4 separate regions of the Mus musculus genome follow, and all the other regions are linked to region 3. A link is a loop called in an ENCODE intact Hi-C map of the cell type or tissue named here. Cell type or tissue: heart. All regions are shown on one strand. Region 1 overlaps Pard3 (par-3 family cell polarity regulator). Region 2 holds the start of LOC115486907 (a long non-coding RNA gene). Region 3 overlaps Pard3 (par-3 family cell polarity regulator). Region 4 overlaps Nrp1 (neuropilin 1).

What was found. Peaks named below come from ENCODE experiments on the same cell type or tissue, not always from the same donor. Only the 100,000 strongest peaks of a DNase experiment are listed, where the experiment ranks them.
Region 1: a loop joins it to region 3, with 7 times the contacts of the local background. A loop is called at or near these places in 15 of 42 quality-filtered maps.
Region 2: it touches region 3 in a loop (2.4-fold over the local background); 7 of 42 quality-filtered maps call a loop at or near these places.
Region 4: a loop joins it to region 3, with 5 times the contacts of the local background. A loop is called at or near these places in 25 of 42 quality-filtered maps.

Annotation. Positions count from the first base shown.
Region 1 is chr8:127,188,763-127,193,762 of GRCm38, reverse strand. The region is part of intron 2 of Pard3 (par-3 family cell polarity regulator); the gene reads right to left. Among named protein-coding and RNA genes, the nearest start is that of Pard3, 130 kb to the right of the region's middle. In heart, CTCF peaks have their summits at 2,255 (motif pointing left) and 3,231 (motif pointing left); a DNase peak (open chromatin) is centred at 2,122; H3K27ac peaks cover 791 bases.
Region 2 is chr8:127,438,873-127,443,872 of GRCm38, reverse strand. All of the region lies in intron 20 of Pard3 (par-3 family cell polarity regulator), which reads right to left. It overlaps Gm9909 (a long non-coding RNA gene), which reads left to right. Exons shown (of 3, transcript XR_003947491.1): 3 at 1-1,126. It overlaps LOC115486907 (a long non-coding RNA gene), which reads left to right and starts at 2,588. Exons shown (of 2, transcript XR_003947489.1): 1 at 2,588-2,785. In heart, no CTCF peak of the experiment used is centred here; DNase peaks (open chromatin) are centred at 2,582, 3,542 and 4,152; H3K27ac peaks cover 1,411 bases.
Region 3 is chr8:127,587,587-127,592,586 of GRCm38, reverse strand. The region is part of intron 22 of Pard3 (par-3 family cell polarity regulator); the gene reads right to left. Among named protein-coding and RNA genes, the nearest start is that of Gm32478, 40 kb to the left of the region's middle. In heart, CTCF peaks have their summits at 3,096 (motif pointing left) and 4,059 (motif pointing right); a DNase peak (open chromatin) is centred at 3,116.
Region 4 is chr8:128,360,449-128,365,448 of GRCm38, reverse strand. It overlaps Nrp1 (neuropilin 1), which reads right to left. Exons shown (of 17, transcript NM_008737.2): 2 at 2,056-2,230. Among named protein-coding and RNA genes, the nearest start is that of Mir1903, 3.7 kb to the right of the region's middle. In heart, CTCF peaks have their summits at 1,813 and 2,017 (motif pointing right); DNase peaks (open chromatin) are centred at 2,018 and 3,768; H3K4me3 peaks cover 3,895 bases; H3K27ac peaks cover 2,413 bases.

The DNA of each region.
Region 1 (5,000 bases), 400 kb after region 3:
AAAGAAGATGAGGTATCGAACTTAAAGTTCAAGATTTAAAAATCTCGAATAGCAAGCAGTCCCTCCCTGTCTCAGGTCTCAATTAGTAGCCAAAGCCTGGGCCTCTTTTTATCAACAAAGAACTGGTAAGGGACAACGGTGGCTCCAAATCATGGGATGACATAAGCCCTGGAAACAACCTGAAAGCAACAACGGAAACGGGAGAGTGGGGGTTGTAAGAAATGACCCACGAATTACCAAGTAATGAGGTCTGTACTTATTCACTAATTACTAAGACTGTTGAGAAGAATTGGTCTCTATTCACTGATACAGAAACACATCTGAGACATAGCAGAGAATAGCACTATCTAGCAAGAAGCTATCTGCAGGTCAGTGTGCTTAAAATGCTCATGTGGGTGCAGAAGATTGTAGATGGATGGAGAAGCAAACGCCAAACAAATGCAAAACAAAAAACAAAACAAAACAAAACAAAGCAAAGTTAAAAAAACAAAACAAACAAACAAAACATGGTCTCTTCCCTTCATGGGTGTGGCTCAGGGCACTCTACTTACTTAACACTTTACATATTTTTTTCTAGTTTCTCTCCACCACCATGAACTCCTGTAATAATAAATTAAGACTGTGCGGGTCCCACAGGAGTGGAAACTCCTGAGGGTAGTCACAAGGTCCACAAATGACTGTTTAGTGATAAGCACAGGATCGTTCGAGGCAAATGTGTTCTTTCCTGAACAGGGCATGGCTGTAGACAGAAACAACTCATCACCTGGAGACTTGTCTGCATCCCCACAGACACTCAGAGCCTCACAGACTAAAAGAAGCCGCAACCCGCCTTCACGAGAATCAAGAGCCTTTTTAATCTGTTAGGATGAGCTCTAGTAAAGAGTAAGCCTATAGTGAACAAAAGGATTCTCTTACTCCTCTCCCACACACACCTCTACTTCATCTTCTCCTTTCCACCCTGTGCAAGCCTCTCACAAACACCACCTCCCAGCCTCACGCTAACTCCCAGCTGAGCTCCACCACAACAGTGTTCTAGTTCTCAGTCAGCGCTGGCGGCTGTCTTCCAAATATCATCACCCAGTCTGTGAGGGCCAGTGGTGAGAGTCCATAAGTATAAGTTAACCGGGGCAGCCACTGGACATGGAGGAGCCTGACAACTGAAGGTCAAACGGGCCCGCACTGCCTCTCAGTCAGTCAGTCAGCACAGCTGAAGTTAACATGCCAGGTCCCATTAAAATGAATATTGCCAACCAATTAGTAGAATAAATGGTTTGCCTCATAATGGGCTTTGTCTGTGTTAATTCGCCTGCGTGCTGGAGGATCTACAAGTAGAAGCAGGACCAGGTGCGATCCCAGTGCTGTGGCGGAGAACCCAGGACACAGGTGCAAGACAGGAGTCCACAGCAGTCAGAGGAAAGTCGGTCATATGTGAAAATCAGGAAGAACAAAGTAATTCTATTGTCATCCAACATAGAAACCAACATAGAGACAACTGCTTACTAAGCTAAGCATTCAAAACCCTAAATGTAGCAATAGAGGAAGTAAGGAGGGAATAATGGTACTGAAAACCAAGGGTGTGGGCAAAGCAAGCTCCACACCACTGATACAAAATAACCTTAAAAGTGTGCCCATGTGCTTTGCAGAGAGCTACAATGGCTTACATAGTAAGTGGCCTCATTTTGTGACTGCTTTGTCTCCAGAGAACGGTAAGTAAAACAACCCTGCTGGACAGGGCTCCGTGAGCACGGCTTCTCACGAGACCCATAAATTAATCGACATATCTTTTATTTGAATTCCTTTCTCATTCTTTTCTAAGGCAAAGATGAAGCCAGCTATGCACAGGCTTTTTCTTGGCTAACTCTTCCTATCTTGACATCTTGAAACAAGTCAAAGGGTGGATTTTAAAACGAAGTAAAAAAAAAAAAAAAAAACCATCACTATCAAAGGCCTGACACGCATTTTGAAGTTGTACAATGACAGTACCCACTAGCATTAAGGCTCGTTCCACCCACAAGTGTCATTCTTGATTGCAAGTGGCCCTGTGTGTGAAGCCTTACCCCAGAGCCCTGCCACGGGAATGCTGGGAATTTTCCATATCGTGTGTTTGAATTCACTGTGCTGCTTTGCCACTGGGTTTTAGGTGTTCAGTAATAATGTGCTTTGTTCTCAAAAGTGTCCCTCACACCTGCCAACTGAGAAACAAGGAGGCTCTCACAGAATGATGTGTTGTTGCGCTGCCCTCTAGTGGTAACTCAAAGCAGAGCAGAAAGGGGGGAGGACCAGGAGAAAAGGCTAAACAGAATGGGGGGAAATGATGAAGAGATCACCTCTAAAGATTTAGTAGTACCCTGTTATTCGATTGGTATAAAACAACTCTGCTGGCATGTCACTACAGACCTGTCTACTCACTTTCAAAACCTCCACGTAAGAAAAATCCAGAGTAAAATCAGCAAGCACACACGTGTATAAACATATACACAAATTAATTGCAGCTTTAAGAAAAGAGAACACTAGCAAGGGCAGGTCTACAGAACGTAACATTTGTTAAGGTGATGAGGACAGAGTGATGCTTCCTAAGACACAGTGGAGGGTGGGCAGGGAGAGAGTGGACCCTCTAGCTAGGATGTGTGCTCTAAGATGCAGCCATATTCACACAACAGTGGCACAAACTCCCACCTTGAGAGGCTGAGTAGGAAGATCACGAGTTCAAGGCCAGCCTGGGCTCCAACACAGCACATCTCAGGCCAAAGTGGGAAAAACAGCGAGAGCCTGTCTGCAAAAAGAGGAGGTGGTACAGCAGCCATTTCTCCAGGATTCAGAGCACGTAAAGAAATATCTAAATTTTCTGAAATAAATAAAACTTAACAAGCCTGAGTTGCTTTTGGAGGTTACACATCAAAAATCAAAATTAACCCATAGGTTCACACTGGCAAGATTTCCTTCGTAAAAGTCAAATCAAGTCTGTAGGGGAGGAACCAAGTAGGGTAGGTATCAAGGGGCTTTCGAAGCAGTCTCTTCTAGTCAGAACAGGCAGGCAGCGGGAACCTGGGTTCTCCAAAGACGCCTCACAATGCTGTTTGAACACTTACAGAAACCTCTATGACAACATCTTAAAATAAAATCTATCTTCACAAAACAGACCAGCTCCGTCCCGAAAGTATGCAGACGTGGGTCACTTATCATCCAGCAATAGCCTTCAACTACAGGCATACAGCGACCTCTTCTGGATCATGAAGGAAATGCCCCAACAGCAAAACAAAGGACTTCCATCTCCAGGTAAACCACAAAACTGCCCAGCCACTTCCCTCCGGGCAACAGCCACAAAATCATGTGTGAAGCTGAGCTCTAAGGATGTTTATCTTTGATTCAGAAATCAGTTATGAACCATCCAAAGACATCCTTTCCCTTGTTACCATATACATGCTTTATAAAGGTTTCTTTCACAGTTCTGAGCAGCAGGAAAGATGCATGACTTGAGTCATTTTGAAGACTGTTTATAACCACACCTAGGATCGGAACACCATTAGCATAATATCTCAGATTCTCTCTGCTCTGGAATTCTTATCTTTGGAACTAAAAATGGCCAGGCCTGAAGATAGATGAAGATTCTGCCAGAAGCATGCCTCCGGAATGGGTGTGTGTTATGAGTGCCACTCCTTTAACAAAACACAGAAAACACACACACTAGAAACCTTGTTCCTAATAGAGTAGAAAAGGGACCACACCTGAGGCAGTGAAAACCACATTCAAGCTTCCCTCACCCTGACCACTCAAAAAAGGAGCGCTGCTATGGGGGATTTTAAGGACATAAATAATAATGCATCAAGCACATGGTTTGCCTCCAATGGGCATCACATACCACATATATAAACAAAAGACAACAGGCTGTGATATTCCCTCCACAAACACTCTCACAATTCTCTTTAAGGAGCAGACGTACATTCTAACAATCCTCTTGTATAGAAATCACACACAAGCAAGCAGGTGCCAGCAGGTGTTGAGGATCCCAGGGAACTGAGCAAACCTGTTCATTTCAAGATGCAGAGACTACAGGCAAAGTGCTACACAGGCTGAACACAAGGATCCTCAAAAGATCTTCTACAAGGCCTCTGTGCTCTGGGAAGATAGAAGTTAACATAATATGGACCTTTAAAGGGGTATCTGAGGCCAGACATGGTGGTTCACGCCTGTAAATCTACCATTCGGGTGACTGAGGCAGTGGGATGGCTAGTTCAAGGCCAGTCTTGGATGTATAGACAAACCATGCCTCAAAGAAAAAAAGATCAGGAAAATGGCATTCCTATAAAGGACAATTTGACAACATCTGTCACTCTATATAACGCACCATTTCCCTTGCTAGTTAGGGAATTGTGAGATACGTTTAATACAGCACTGTTTTTAATTAAAAGAAAAAGAAGGGAATGTGATATATTTAATAAACATAAAACAGTTTCCTGATTATAAAGAGAGGCTGAGTGCATCTTGTGCTCAAGCAAGACACCCCAAATTATATGCGAAAATCGTAAAGACACTTTCGTTAAGACTACCCCTTCATTTCGTGCAGTTTTCCTATACACTTGCCATATCTGCATCATGCAAACACTTATGGTTAATTCTGTCTGATGGAGATAGAAGGGTGCTTTCGCTTCCTTGTGTTCTTCTAGGAGGTGGCCTCCTCATCAGGAATATGCTCTATCCTTAAAGGAACTCCAATACTTTGCTTATGTTGGTACTCATGCAGAAAAGCTAATGATTAGTCAAAATTAACCAAGGCCTTCCTACAGCTGTCTATCCATCTGAGACCCAGGTGACACTTTAGAGAACAAAGTTTAAAGGCAGCATCTTAGAGGAGAAATCTTGGAGATGATTGACAGTGGGTGAGGGAGGGCAGAGAGCAGAGGCATCTGCACTTGGCTGAATCTTTAAGCCTGGCTTTTACTGCCAGATCAAGGAGTCATGTGTTAGTGTGTCAGGACCCTGGGCTCTCCCAAGGTTGCATT
Region 2 (5,000 bases), 150 kb after region 3:
ATGGTAAATACAGATTTAAAAAAAAAATCCTGGAAACATCATATCACGTGACATCAATTGGGATGGGGCTACTATTGCTGGGTGATGCCCTTCCTGTGAGGAACTTAGAGAGGTCAGATCCGCAGAGAGGATGGGAGAAGAGAGGACCCTTGCTTAATAGGCTCAGAATGACAGTTGTGTAAGATGACAGAGCTCTGGGGATAGAAGGTGCATGATGTAATGTCCCTGAACTCTACCCCAAAATGGTCAAGCTAGTAAACATTATACTCTGCATATTTTACTGCAATTTGAAAATAACAGAATATGGGCTGGGAATATAGCTCAGTTGGTAGAGTGCTTGCCTAGCATGCACAAAACCCTCAGTTCGATCCCCAGCACTGCACGTAACCAGGTGAAGTGGTGCAGACCCATTCTAGCACTTGAGAAGTGGAAGCAGGAGGGTTGAAAGTCAACATCTGATACAACATCAGCTGTGCTTCCTCCGTAGTTATTTGCTGTACATTGCCCATGTGGCTAGAAGGACAGAGATGCTTCTCAGGGAAGAAAGCCCTTTTCCTGGTTACTTGTGCTATATGGAAACAAAGCAGAATGCCGCTTACAGAAGCGTTACTTCTTACAGAACTCACACCTGCAGAACATGGGAACGGAGATGGCTTGCTGGCTAAGAGTACGCACTGCTCTTTCAGAAGACTTGAATTCAGCTCTCATGAGATCACAACTACCTTCAACCCAGCTCCAGAAGATCAGACACACTTTCTCCACTTGCCATACACCACCCCTGCCCATGCCATATGAATAAAAATAAAAGCAAAATCTTAAAAATCAGATCTAAAATAAAGAATTACACGTTTCCTCAATAAAAATTATGGCTACTTTTTGTTTTTTATTTTATTTCCTCTTGAGTCTGAATAGCAGGGACTCTGGAAATAAAAGATATTGAGATCACAGGTGAGGTCATGGTAGATGGTAGTACATTATAAAAAAACAATTTCAAGTGAATAAACTCTTAAAAGTCAACTGGAATGTAGGTCTGTTGATAAAGTGCCTGCCTGGCATGTACAAAGCCTGGTGTTTGATCCCAACCACTGCAAAAGTAAAAGGGAAAGAGAAGAAAAGGGATGGGTAGAAAGGAGGAGGGAGAAGGGAGGAGGTAGGAAGAGGGATGAGGGTGGGGGAAAGGGAGGAGGAAGGGAGGGAGGGAAAGAGAGAATAAACAAAGCTGGTGCTTTGATGACGCCCACTATTTTTGACTTAGGACCTTCTCAGTGAGGGAAATATGAAGAAAGTTTAGAGGCAGGTACTGATTTTGACTCTCACCGAACAAACCTCTGGGAAGGCTATGTATGGAAGACACTAGCTCGAAGCACATGATAAAAAGAAACTCAGTAACCTCACCATAACTCCTCTCTCTGTTCAGGTAAGACACAAACCACAGTCAGCAAGATTTACCCCTAATGTGCTGTTCCAGCAAGTTGTACCTTGGGGAATACTCTACTTAAAAATGAGCCCTTCACATCCTGAACCCTATAATTGGGCTACTGCCGCCGTTCCTGGGATAATCGGTATGAGATACCGTCTCAAAACCAAACAAACAACAAAACGAAATGAGTTAGGAATAATAGCAACAGCAGCAGTGGCCGGTGTCCACCTAACCTCTGATTAGAAACAGTGAGTGGCTTGTGATTCTGGACCATGTGTGTGGTAGAAAAGTAATACCCAGGGATTGGTGTGCAGAGCTAAACACTGAGGGCGGATTCCACCATGCACTCTACTTTCCACTATTAATGCATCTCTAGCATGACCAGGGGGCCGCAAAGGGGATGTGTATGAGCCTTTGAGAAATTTATTTGGGGTATCATGTGTGGGTTATATATACGATGGTCAGCAAACCTGAGCATACTCAGTACTAAAGAGGATGCTTAAAGCAAAGCACTCTATTCAGTTCCTAAGTCATTTTCTGAATGTAGACAAACTTGCTAGCCTAGGCTAGACCCTTCAGCATGAAGTTCCCAGGACAAAATCCAGACTACCCTTTCACGAAGTCCACTGGGGTGGAGCCCACTCATCATGAGGTCAGCACCAGGCATCAAACAGTGGTGGCCCTGCTCTAACTGCTGATGAAAGCGTATCTCACAGTTATTAAAGTCATCATGGATGCTAGGCCTAGGTTTGGGAAAAAACCCACATTCGCCAGCTCTGCATCAGAATCCGTTATCGACAGATGAGGGCGAAACGGTTTCTTTTTCTGCCTGGAGGCTTTTTGTCAGAGGGTTGGATTTTACGCACTCGAGTGACTGTGTTAATGTACAAGTGGTCTTAAGAGTACAGCTGACAGGGTGGGAAAAAAGTAGAGCTTAGATGTGTCAAGGGATAGAAGGCACCCCCTTCAGTGGCTGTCTCCTGCATGAGGCACTGAGAGATTCAGCAACAGGAACTTGGGGACAGTACTGGGTTGGGCCACACTTGGGGACAGTACCCAGTTGGGTCATACCAACTTCCTTCACTGTGGGTGAGCTTCAGCAGGGACTGCCCAGAGGAGCAGTCAAAGTTAATTTTTAACTGTAAGTGCTGACAGGCAGCTGCTCAGTGGTTTGGCTGCTCATTTGCAAGTCCACACCCCTAGGGAGGGCATGCCAAACCAAGCCTGGCCAGAGAGTGATCAACCTTCCTTCATTACAGCCAGGGCGGCTCAGTGGCAGGATTGCAGACGTGACAACTTCTACTTTGCCACCACACTCCAATCAATGTCCAGGAGCTGCTGTATTGCCCAGGGAACGCTTCACAGGTGAACGGGTGGGGATGTGTCTCTGCTGGGAGGGGCTTTCCTAGCAGGGCCAAGCCCAGGGGCTTATCGTCAGCCCTGAAGAGAACCTGGTTTGTTGGTTGGGACATGCCTGTCTCTTAGTACTCCCAGATGGAAGCAGCAGGCTCTGAAGGTCAAAGTCCTAGGTTACATAGTGGTTACATAGTAAGTTTCAAGACAGCTGGGCTATAGAAGCCCTGCCTTAGACTAACAAACAACAACAAAACGAGGACAATTTCAGTCTACTAGCACCCATGATTGTTTTCTTATAAGTAACTATATCAGAATCAACCCTCCGAGAGAGAAAGATGACATCATCTGTAATTGCAAAACAGGAAAAAGGCTTTGGAGCATGTAGTCCAGTGGTGGAGAAGGTGCCTGCCAGACTCAGGGCTATTCCAGAACTAAGCATAAAAACTACTCCCCACCCTCTGGAATTAAAAAAAAAAAAAAGTGAAATTCTTGAGGTTTAAAAGTTCACCTTGAGATGTGGTTCCCACCAGTTATGAGGATAGGGAATGGCTAAGAGTTGCCGAATAAACAGACAGTGGCTAGACACAGAACCAGGACCTCATACATGGTAGAAAAAAATGCTCCAGCACTTAGCCACCTCCCTGGACCCTAAAGGTGAGGCTTGAAGATTCCAGAGAGAACCTCAGCAGGAGACGTGCTGAGTACAGCAGCTTGTCGTGGGCGGAGCCTGAGAGGAGCAACATGCTCTTCTGCACAGTCAGCATCAGGTGGGCAGGCAGAGACAGCCAAGGTAGAATTATCCCTGGGGGAAGGAGTGCAGACAGGTTCTGAGCAGCAGGCAAGGATGACTGTATACTTGTTTCGAGAGCGAAGAACAGAAGAGGTGGAGAACGGTCTGAGGTGCAGGAAAGTGCACGTAAGGAATGGGGTAAATGGCTGGTAGCATTGTGACTGGCACCAGAGCTCTGTGGGACTATCCTGAACAGTAGGAAGAGAATGAGCAGGCTGTGCTTACCGTCAGTGTTGGTGAAGGGATTCTGTCATCACATGAAGGACAGTCACTTAGGAGAGGAGGTATGTTTGATTCAGTAACAAGAGCCTTATGCTCAGTTTTGGAGGATGGGCTGGGGAAGTGTAAGCAAACAGCAGAGTGCTTGCCTAGCGAGCAGGAAGCCTTGGGTTCTATCCCAGAAAAGGGCTGGGTGGGGGAGGAAAGAAAAGAATAACTTGGGGATAACAAAAGAGCTCGGAGGCATAGAGAGAAAACAGTGAGGAAATCAGGCAGAAACGAAACTGGTCAGGACCAAAGGGCACAAACTCCTGTAGCTCAGAGCTAGAACAGGAACACTTGCTTTGGCAGCACACACAATAGCGTTGGGGTGGATTTCACCGCAGCTGTGGCCCATGCACAGGTCCGGCAGCATGGTCCCCAAAAGAGACAAAATGGCTGGCCAGCTTGGCACCTGGCTGGATTTCAGTGTGCACCACCCCCACTTCACAGAGTGATTTGGCAAGTTAAGTCACTTATTGAGCCCCGGTGTTGTTAGTCTCTCTACCCATAAAATGCAGCTAAAAATAGCACCTTCTAGGATTATGGCGAGGATTACATGGGTTAGGGAAAATAATGTTCTCAGCAGATGTACACCAGTTTCAGCAGGCAATGGCCGCTAAATGCCAGCTGCAGCAGGCTGCCCAAGGAAAGTTCTTCCCGTAAAGAAGTCATGGCCTGCATGTGCCCTACAAAGCCAGAAACAGGACCCAGGAGCAGTGCTGTCACCAAACAGAAACGAGCAATGAGTAGAAGGAATGACAGGAGGACAGGTGTTCGCAGTCCACTCAGCCCAGCCCATCTGTTACTATGGAGACCAAGAATATGATGTCATCTTTCTCTTCCTGAGATAAGGGGGGGTCCTGTAGTGTAGGGTGACTTTGACCTTCCTATCCTTCAGCCTTCATCCCCACCCCACCCCCGCCCTCCACTCCCAGTAATAGGTCTACATGTATGCTCAATCGATACAGTGTGGGCCCACAGAGCCACATCCCTGGATCCCCTTAGTTTTCTTTTGCAAAGACAGAAAATAGTTACATAAGGAGAGATAGAGAGCCTGGGGGTGGGGAGCAGTTAATCACAATATAAATATTATAAATATTATGGAAAGAGAGGGTAAGGAGGTGTGGCTGTCATCGCCCTGTCAAACCACACCTCATTTAGGAGTGCCTGAAG
Region 3 (5,000 bases):
ACACTCAGCCTCACAAGCCAAATGTAGCATATACTGAGGGTTCTGATGTCTGTGTGGGAAGCCGAGGCAGGAGGATCGAAAGTTCTCTTCATGCCTGAGCAGTTTAGTGAGATTCTGTCTCAAATTAAAAATCATACCAAAAATTAAACGAAGCTGGAGATGTGGCTCGGGGGTACAAAGCCAACCTAGCATGTTTTCTCTGCCGAGTTGCAAACCATAAATATATATGCACCTGTGTGGGTATCTCTGTGCATACATGATTGTATGTTTATGCATATATGTATCTATGAATGTACAGATGTTCATGTGTGTAGTATGTGCATGTGAATACATGTGTGAATATGTGCATGTCCTTGCTGATATGCAAGACTGTATCATATCGCTATTTCATCAGCTTCCTGTTCACATGTCATCAAGGCCACACACAAGATATGATTTTCACAGTATAATGAGAAAAGTAGAAAAATCAAGTTAAGGTAGTGTTTGAGCAAACCACTTGCTTAAACAATGATTCTTTCATCATTTTGTACAACACTGAGCTTCCCTTTGTAGTAAGAACAGCTGTAAAGATTGGTAGAGAAGGCAGTTTCCCCTCACCTCACCAAATGTGAAAACTGACATTTTAAGGGGGTGACTGGCAAATGTTTTGGTTGGATTGGTCTGAGAACATGAAAGTTAACAGGTCTGTAAATGTACTGTTTCGAATCAGGTAGCTGTTGGTGCAGTCTCAAAAGTTCCCTCCTGCTTCTGAAGCATGCAGGTCACTATTCCTACTGGCTTTTTAAAATAGAGATATAGCTGACTCTTGTTCCAGGATATTAGCACTAGCTACCAGCCTACAGTTCCTTCTCTTCCATACCAACACTGACTGTCTAGGCATGCTATGCACATATTCACACACGTATATGCATGCACATACCACACACACACAAAACACATCGAACATCCATACATTCACAGATACATACATGCATAAACACTATGCTAGATGCCAGCATAGTGACAGAAAAGTGAGCATTTTCCAACATTACTGTCCCTGTAACATTACCGTTCCCTTAACATTACTATCCCTTTACTGACTGTGGATTTTTGCTCCCAACATGTATCAATGGGAGGATGATCGGAGGCAAGACTAACTATGAAAGTGCTCCCACCTCACCAGGACCACTGCTCAACTGTTTCCACGCAGTAACTGTACATTTATGGGTCTCATGAAATCCAAGCAAGTGATGAAAACCAATCTTCCACTGCCCGTGATGAGGTGAAAGTCATTCCCCAACAAGGTGGCTGACAAGGTCCTTAGTTTCAGTTTTGGTAACTTCAGTGGCCTTCTGGGATCAGCTCTAGATCTCCCCTGGGCCTTGGTTTCCCAATCTGCCCAGTTCCTATTCTTTCCTCTGGTTTCTTTCAGCCAGTGTTCTACAGAATTAGACCGGCTTGCCCTAAACCAGCAACACCACTTTTCTGGCTTTAGCTGAAGGTGGGCTGCGATGCTTTCATGATTGATGATGATGATTTCCGAGGACGGGAAGGCCATCAAGCGCCCTTTGGGAAAACCCATTGGCAGTGTGGAGGTGAGACCTGGCTTCAAGAGAGGGAACTATTGTACCAGCTTACTTGTTTCTCAGGCCAGGCTGTGATGGGCCAATCATTCAAATCTGGGCTTTGAAAACTCTGATGAGCTCTTTTGCCAAGAAAGCCAAAGGAGATTTAAATATTCATTAGCAACAGTGACTAATCCCTACACATCCCAATCAACCTAGATTAAGGCTTGTGCCAATTTAAAACTGGTCTGTTTCTTTTCTTCCTATTTTCCCAACCCCAGTGAGGAATAAAATAAAAACAGCACCAAAGTAGATTCAAAGGATGACTGAGACAAAAGAAGTCTTAATGAGGAGTCTAGAAATTGCATTTCCAGAGACCCCATATCATGAGGATCTGTACACAGATGATGGGGGTTTAGCATGCTCTCTACTAACATACAAAAGACAACTTTGGTCCAAATGCTAACACTTAGTTTCTCTTGCAATACTGGTTTCTGTAGCTTGACTGCTTGTGTGTGTGCATGTGTGTGTGTGTGTGTACTATTTGAAAATTTGCTTTAGTTCAATAATGATGTAGGCTTTATTCTACTGTATTCTGGGTCCTGTCCTACAGACTTCTGGCCCATCATAGATGCATGGTATAGTGGGACTTGGAGGTCATTAGAAACAGGACACCTGGCTTGGAGCTTCCTGGTGGGCCGTGTGTGTTTCTCCCTTATGACAGCTGACACATTTATTTGTGCTAAGTGTAAGAGGAGCTTCTGCAGGCCTGCTAACTTGATACTCTTGGTATACAGGGTGAGGGCACAGGTTGCACAACCGTCCCTGTCCCCACTTACTGGTCTGAGAATGACCATCTAGGAGAATATGGTAAGTGTGCTGTTTATGAAGACTGAGCCAATCAGGGCAGGGCCCAGGAGACATTCAACAAGTAGGCTCTAAGATGGTAGGGGAGGGGTTCTAGGTTCCAACAGGCCAGAGAATGTTCTTCAATTTACCTTCAGTGTGTGAGTATGTATGTGTATTCTCATGTTTCTATGGATACATGTACAGATGCACATGGAAGGCAGAAGTCAACTTGGATGTTGTCCCTCAGGTAACTTACTTTATATGACCGAACCTAACTAGGACCTGGGGCTCACTGACTAGACTAGACTGGCTGGCCAGCAAGCCCCAGAATTTGCCTGTCTCTATTTCTTTATATTGGGATTATCATTGCCAGTGTTTTGTTTTGTTTTAACATGGGTGCTGGAGATCAAACTTAGTTCCCTATGTGTGTGCACAGTAAGAACTTTACCAACTGAATTATCCATTCCTAGCTCACTCTTTCTTTCTTTCTTTCTTTCTTTCCTTCCTTCCTTCCTTCCTTTCTTTTGTTTTGTTTGTTTGATTTTGGTTTTCCAGACAGCGTTTCTCGGTGTAACCCCAACTGTCCTGGAACTCACTCTGTAGACCAGGCTGACCTTGAACTCTGAAATCGCCTACCTCTGCCTCCTGAGTGCTGAGATTAAAGGTGTGTGACACCTCTAGCTGGAGCAGTGCTGGAGCGCTCCCCCTGGTGGTGAAGATAAGGTAGAGCCAGCAGGCTGACCAGCTCAACTACCACCCAGGCCCAGATCCAGGACTCTGAATTGGCCCATCTCAAAACCTGTATCATCTGTGGAAGGCTGAGACCCATGAAAAGGCCAGCCCTGCTGTTCTAAATCTACAGGATCTCCAGCACACAGGGAAACAACAGGATATTGGGGAGGAGTCCTGATGAGGGTCCAATATTGATAGTATCACAGAAACCGGGTATCTCAAGCAATGAACACTCTCAAGTGAAGATGTGCAGGCAGAGAGGTACACTGTGAGGAACACTGTGACACACTACAGCTTTCACGATGAGACGCCTTCTATGCTTTGTTTTGTTGTTGATGTTGTTGTTGATGGTGGTGGTGGTGGTGGTGTGTGTGTGTGTGTGTGTGTGTAAAGGGACAGGGAGAGGAGCAGGACTGCACTGCATGATGGGAAAGTCACAACAAATCTATAAAGGTTTAAAAGAAAAACAACAACAACAACAACAAACCCAAAACCACCAGAAAGGTGTGTGCCACCACCGCCCAGAAAAACAGAAATTATAAATATTATTTTACCTTAAATTTAACCATTGACTTAATGTATTGTTTTGATCCAAGACAAGCCAAACACAAGAGGGCAGTTGGCAGTCAGTAGCTACCACTACTTTATATTCTGCACTGCTGTTTTCTGTTTGCTTTCCTAAGTCATTTATTTCTACCATGTCAACTGCAGCCCCTTGATCTCTGAATGGCAGTCCTGAGGGACAGATGCAGTGGGTTTGGAGATAGAGTTATTCCTGGGGCTCAGCAGGCCATGTGTAGAAAATATTGGGGGTGGGAAGGAAGCTGTTAAGATCAGCTGTTAATTTTTTGTTTATTTTTACTATGTGTTTTTATATGTATGGATGTTTGACAGGCAGGCATACTACTGCATCACGTATATGCAGTGCCCACAGAGGCCACAGGAGGGCATCAGATCTCCTGGGACTGGAATTAACAGAAGGTTGAGACAACAGGTGGGTCCTGGGAATTGAACCCAGGTTCTCAGGAAGAAAAGTCGGTGTGCTTAACCTCTTTGCAATCTCTCTGCCCCCTTAACTTTTTAGAAGTTTGGGGCTTTATCAAACGACTCATTAAAATTGCGAGAATGCAACCTCTTGGTGCTAGAGAGACCAACGTTTTCCTTCCACTGCTCAGGTACTTGGCAACAAGTACCTTTACCAACTGAGCCATTTCACCAGCTCATTAGTAACTTTTAAACTGTTGTTATTCTGAGTCTGTACATAATTAAGCATACTGGTAATTTACATGGGGATCATGGGTGTCAGGTGTTACAAACCTAGACAGGATTTAAAGTATACGGGCATATATGTTCATAGATTTTTATATGCAAATATTCTTTAACATTATAAAAGGAACTTGGGCATCCACAGATTCTGGTATCCAAAAGGAATGCCTGGTGGCTACTAAAGTGTACCAAATATCTGAAATGGGTCTCATCCTTACAGCCTACTAGTCCACCTTCTCCTTCCAATACAAATTGAACCTAGTCATACTCTCTTGTGAGCTTGAATTCTGGACCCATCTCCTTAGAGGAACAAAGAGAGTTTGCAGAGGGAAAGGAATGCTTAATGCAACTGATGAATTCTTTACAGACTAAAATTACTGTGGCATTTGCATTTTTAATTATGGAACAGAACTCTGAAAACCTAGAAGCAAGGGTAGAACACAGAGACCCCAAATTCAAACAGACAGCAAGCCAGCCATGCATTTGTTAAGTAGGCATTACTACCTTGGCGACTGTGGCCATGCCCACAGAAGAAAGATGTGGACACCATTATAAAGGTGGACAATAGGTTTAACTGGATTGTGGCCAGCCTTCCCTGGTCCCCAAAGG
Region 4 (5,000 bases), 770 kb before region 3:
TCCCCTCCTCCTTTTTTTTTTTTTTTTTGCAAGTGTATATGAGGTGATGTCACACAAGAAGTTGGAAAATGTCCACAGGTGGAACGATTGAGACATGAAAATGAGCAAAATCCCAATCCAGGACCTGATCTGCTTCCTCCTCAGCATGGCTGATGAATGTTTGTTACCACACCACCTCTGATGACTAGGACTACTCAGAGGACTTCATTCTGTCACACAGTTACCTGGTCATACTTTCCTGGTCAGAAATCGGTAAATGTGAGCTTATTGAAATCTAAGAATACTTTATTTTGAAGGGAAGCATGTGTTGCCAGAGTTTCTTGAAAATATCTCCTATAGCAGATTGTCAAGATGTAAAAAGATATACAACAACACAGTTTCAAAGTTATTTACACTATTAGCACTATAATAATCACTACAAAGAATATTAATAAGTCTGGTGTGGCTCAGTGATGGAGCCCTTACCTAGCATGCATGAAGCCCTAGATTTGACCCCCAGAACTTCCAAACAACAACATATTTGAAACAATGCCCTGTTTTCTAGAAGGCACTGGAACACTATTAATTCTACAATCTAGCGGTTGGGGATTTAGCCCAAGGTAGAGCCCTGGGTTCAGTCCTCTGCTTCCAAAGGGGGGGAGGGGAGACAAAATAAAAGTCAACCCAATGCTGGGACTTGAATAAACTGGAATCAGAATGCAGGCCTGTATGTCAATCATTCACAGATGCATCCTCTGTCTATAGGTTTCTGTTAATTCACTAGACAATGAATAAAGCTGAATAAAGTAGAAATCTTGATAGCCTGACTATGGAAATCTGGTTGTCACCACACTACAAAATCAACAGATTTCTGAATCCTTTGTGCATGTGGGAATGTTTTCATATCACTCTGTTCTCTACAAAAGAATAAAAGTATGAAACAGAGCAGCTTTCACCATTCAAAATGTCTCCAACACGGCTAAGTTCAAAGTAAGAATTGGCCCATGTCTTCATCAAGATTACTATTCAAGCTCAAACTGGAGACCTAACTCCCTTAAAGTACTTCAGAGTGAAATCATATGGGATCATGTGGGCAAGACACTAAGAGGTTGTCCTGGATGTGGAGAGCATTGAGCTATGAAGTCCACCTCATACAATGCAAAAGCAGAAATACCACATCTACAACCAGGATTTCCATTTAAAGTGTATGGGCATCATTTAGATGGTCTCTACAGTAAAATGTTACTGGGATAATGAAACTTTTCATAGACCAATATTTAGTAACTTCAAGTTGAAAGAGACAGACAGGTAAGGCAGATTGACTCTAACCCGATACACACCTAAATTCTCATTGCATTTATGCATTTTAAAAAGTCATATTCATAAACATGTCCACAATTAACCTAATATTTGAAACTCTTGCTTAAGCTCAGCACACTAGCAAATGTCTGCACTTGGGAGGCAGAGACAGGTGGATCTCTAAGATCAAAGCCACCCAGAACAACAAAATGAGTTCCAGGACATCTGGGGCTACATAGTGAGACCCTGTTGCAAACAAATTATCAAACAATCAACCAACCAAACAAAATAGCGATAATAACAAACCCTTTAATTCACTTGCTTTTTTCATGTCAAACTCGATACAATCTTTCAGATCAGAGTGCTGGAGTAGCTCCTGCCACAGAGCTATAGTCCCCAGCCATGAGAAATCTTCTAAAAATCATTAAATGCGCCACAGATTTGTTTAAAAAACACCCGACTCCACCATCTGCAGATCATGTATACTGGTGACCCACAATACTTAAGAAAACACAAGCCTTTTCTCAAAACCCTTTCCAGAAAGAACCACACACCACACATTTCTTAACAAAAGATTTCCCAAACCAAACGTGTCAACAGAAGGAGGACAAACATTTAAACACAGCCTGACATATTGGGTGAACTCAGCCACTTGTAACTTCATTTCCACACCACTCACAATTGAGCTCATCCGGACCCGCTCATTTACTTTCTCAGCACGGATACTCATGACCACTAGATGGTGCTATGGCGCCCTGTTCAAACTCCCTCACTTACTTGCAGTCTCTGTCCTCCAAATCGAAATGTGGGTTGAAGTTGATCATGATTCTCTGGTAGGGTTCCGGAGCTTGGATTAGCCATTCACACTTCTCACTTGGATGGTAAGAATGAGGGTAACCGGGAGATGTGAGGTACCCTGGGTTTTCGATTTTTATGGTCCCGCCACATTTGTCTGCAACAAAAATGACATGTTAGCAGATCTCTTCCCTGCAACCAGTTGAGTCTTCTAGCTTTACATGTGTATTGACAATTAGCAAACATTCTGTCAGTTAAGAGAACTCCAAAGTGTCCCCCATAAACCCTCCGTGTGACCCTAGACACAAAGTACACCACACCACTAAGGAACACTCTTTAATCTGCAGGAGCACCACATCCACAGAAAGCCTACTGTGATCTGAGATGCTTTTCCCTCACACCCAAACTTCCTTCCAAAGAAAGAGGTCTTCTAGCATTAAAAACATTAAACCCCCTCAATTGATGTTAACACAGCCCCCTGGGAGCTCCTGCTAGACTTAATTATCTTCCAAGAAGTGTAATCACATTAAGGAACCGCTCTAAGTGGAAGGTGCCTAAAAGATGCTGTGCCACTCCTTGCAAGTGGCTTTTTGATGATAAGCCTGGTCAGTGTCATTGACCAGTGGGGACTGTCTTCCAGGACTTTGATTGGCCTGAAGCCTAACCTCCTTTTGTTGTTGTTTTATCTGCCTGTAAATCTAAGTGATTTTGAGTTATCTCTGCTTTTGAGACTCAAATCAGCAGAGAACAAAGTGCAGCTGGTGATGCAGAAAGAACTCGGCTTTACTTATCCAAGTTGTTCAGCCTTGGAGACCAGATCAAAGCAATGGGGCAGAAAGAAAAATAAATAGCCACACAGCATTAATTCTAATTACTAAATGTTAGGGGAAGCCTCGGCCACTGAGGTCTGGGTATCACAGATGGTGAGCTATGTCTTCACATCCCAGGAAAGAAAAGCTCTCCAGTTTTCAACCTTTACTGAAAAACAAACCACCACCACTACAAAACCTCAAATGCTGGAGTGACTCTCTAATAGCTAAATAAACCAGACTCTGGGCTGGTTTACAATTCAGCATAGATCGCTACTGTCACTCTCTATTATGGGTTTCGCACAGGAGAGCCACAGCCTGCAAATGCCACCCCATTTATTGATGCTTAATTTTAGGCAATAAAAATTTGGTGCATAAACTATGTAGGAAGTACAGGTATGAAATATTGAAATGTATAAGCCTATCAATCACAAACATCCAGTAATGGTATATATAGATTTTAATATTACATCTAATAGATTCCCTGTGGAAAGAGAATGGCATTCTTTGCTCTCAGCATGAATTTATAAATCTAAGGAATTTTATTACAGGAAAACCAGGTCAAATGGAAATGAAAGATGAAGTGCACATCAAAAATGCATAAAGCTACATGCATTACAGAAGTCATTTCCCATAAATTAAAAAGAAGACAATATAAATTATGTTGTTTTCTCCAATTGCTAGATGTTTCTGGCTGTTTCTTAGATTGGAGTGGGTTGGTCCTACAGATTCGCTTCCCATTGGTTTTTAAAAGCTTTAGGTCTTCAAGAAGAACTAATGTTGCAACCAACGCTCAGAATCTCAGCTAATGACGTTAGCCAGCTCAGTGGTGTGATTCTGCAGAGGCTCTGGCATTATTTTGTTTTGTGCAGAAATCTTGGAGAGTGACCCCCTCAGCCCCACCCCCCAGCTCATTAAGTCACTCCAGCTCTGTGTAGCCACCATGGCATCTGTTAGGAGAGAGAAATAAAACAGTCGACAGATAGTCACTTCAGAAGACAGTGAGGTGGGGTTGGTACCATACCAGAGCACTTTAATCTGTGACTTCTGAGAAAGTGACAGTGTAATAAGATAATGTGGACTGCTGGACTCCCACACTCTGTTCAGTCTCTCTAACACTTGATTAGGAGAGAGCGATTCCTAATGACTGTGGACCATTAGTCCTAAATAAGGTTAATGAATTAATTTAGTAGACACTTACTGGGAGGAGGTGGATATGGTTTTAAGAGGACTAGAGAGTTACTGAGTCATGTGCCAGCCCTGGCCACCTCAAGCATAGCAATAAGGTTTCAGTTGAGTGGAGTCCAGATTCTCAGCATCCCCCACATTTCTGCTAAGAAAATTAAAAAGTGTGTGTGTGTGTGTGTGTGTGTGTGTGTGTGTTGTTCAGTACCACACAAGTCTTAATGCTCTTCACATTGGTTATTATGACCATCTTTTGGGTACCCCAACATGGCTCTAACCCAGTGTTGTTCTCTATCTGTGGGTTTCAACCCCTTTGGCAAGCCTCTTTCTCCAAAAATATTTACATTACGATTTATAACAGTAGCAAAACTACAGCTATGAAGTAGCAACAAAAATAATTTTATGGTTGGGGGTCACCACAGCATGAACTGTACTAAAAGGGTTGCAGCATTAGGAAAGTTGAGGGCCTCCACTCCATCCTTACGCATTATGAAGGATAACCGTTTGAGTTCTAAACATTTGAGTTCTTTCTGTTAGAGGAAAAAGATATTTCATTCCCTGCCAGAGTATAGAAGCACTCCACCAACTCAGGTTCATTAACAAATTGAACTCCACATTCATGATTTTTTGAGTGTTTGGCTTCCCTTCCAGAGTATATAGGAAGATGCCGCCAACTCGAATTCATTAATAAATTGAATTCCAGCCGTGTTCACAAAAATTTTGCATATCTTTTGAGAACACTGCTTGGTACCTGTTGGGGGAGATCTATAGTTGAAATCACAAAACCTGGGGAAAGCACATTAAGGAGATTAACTTCTATCATAAAGGAGTGATTTAAATTCTTCCTGGTAGAGCCCTCCGCTCAGCTCTTATTAAAACAATATACTACAATAAGTGGTAGATGCACTTTTCTCCTAATTACTTTGATTGAAA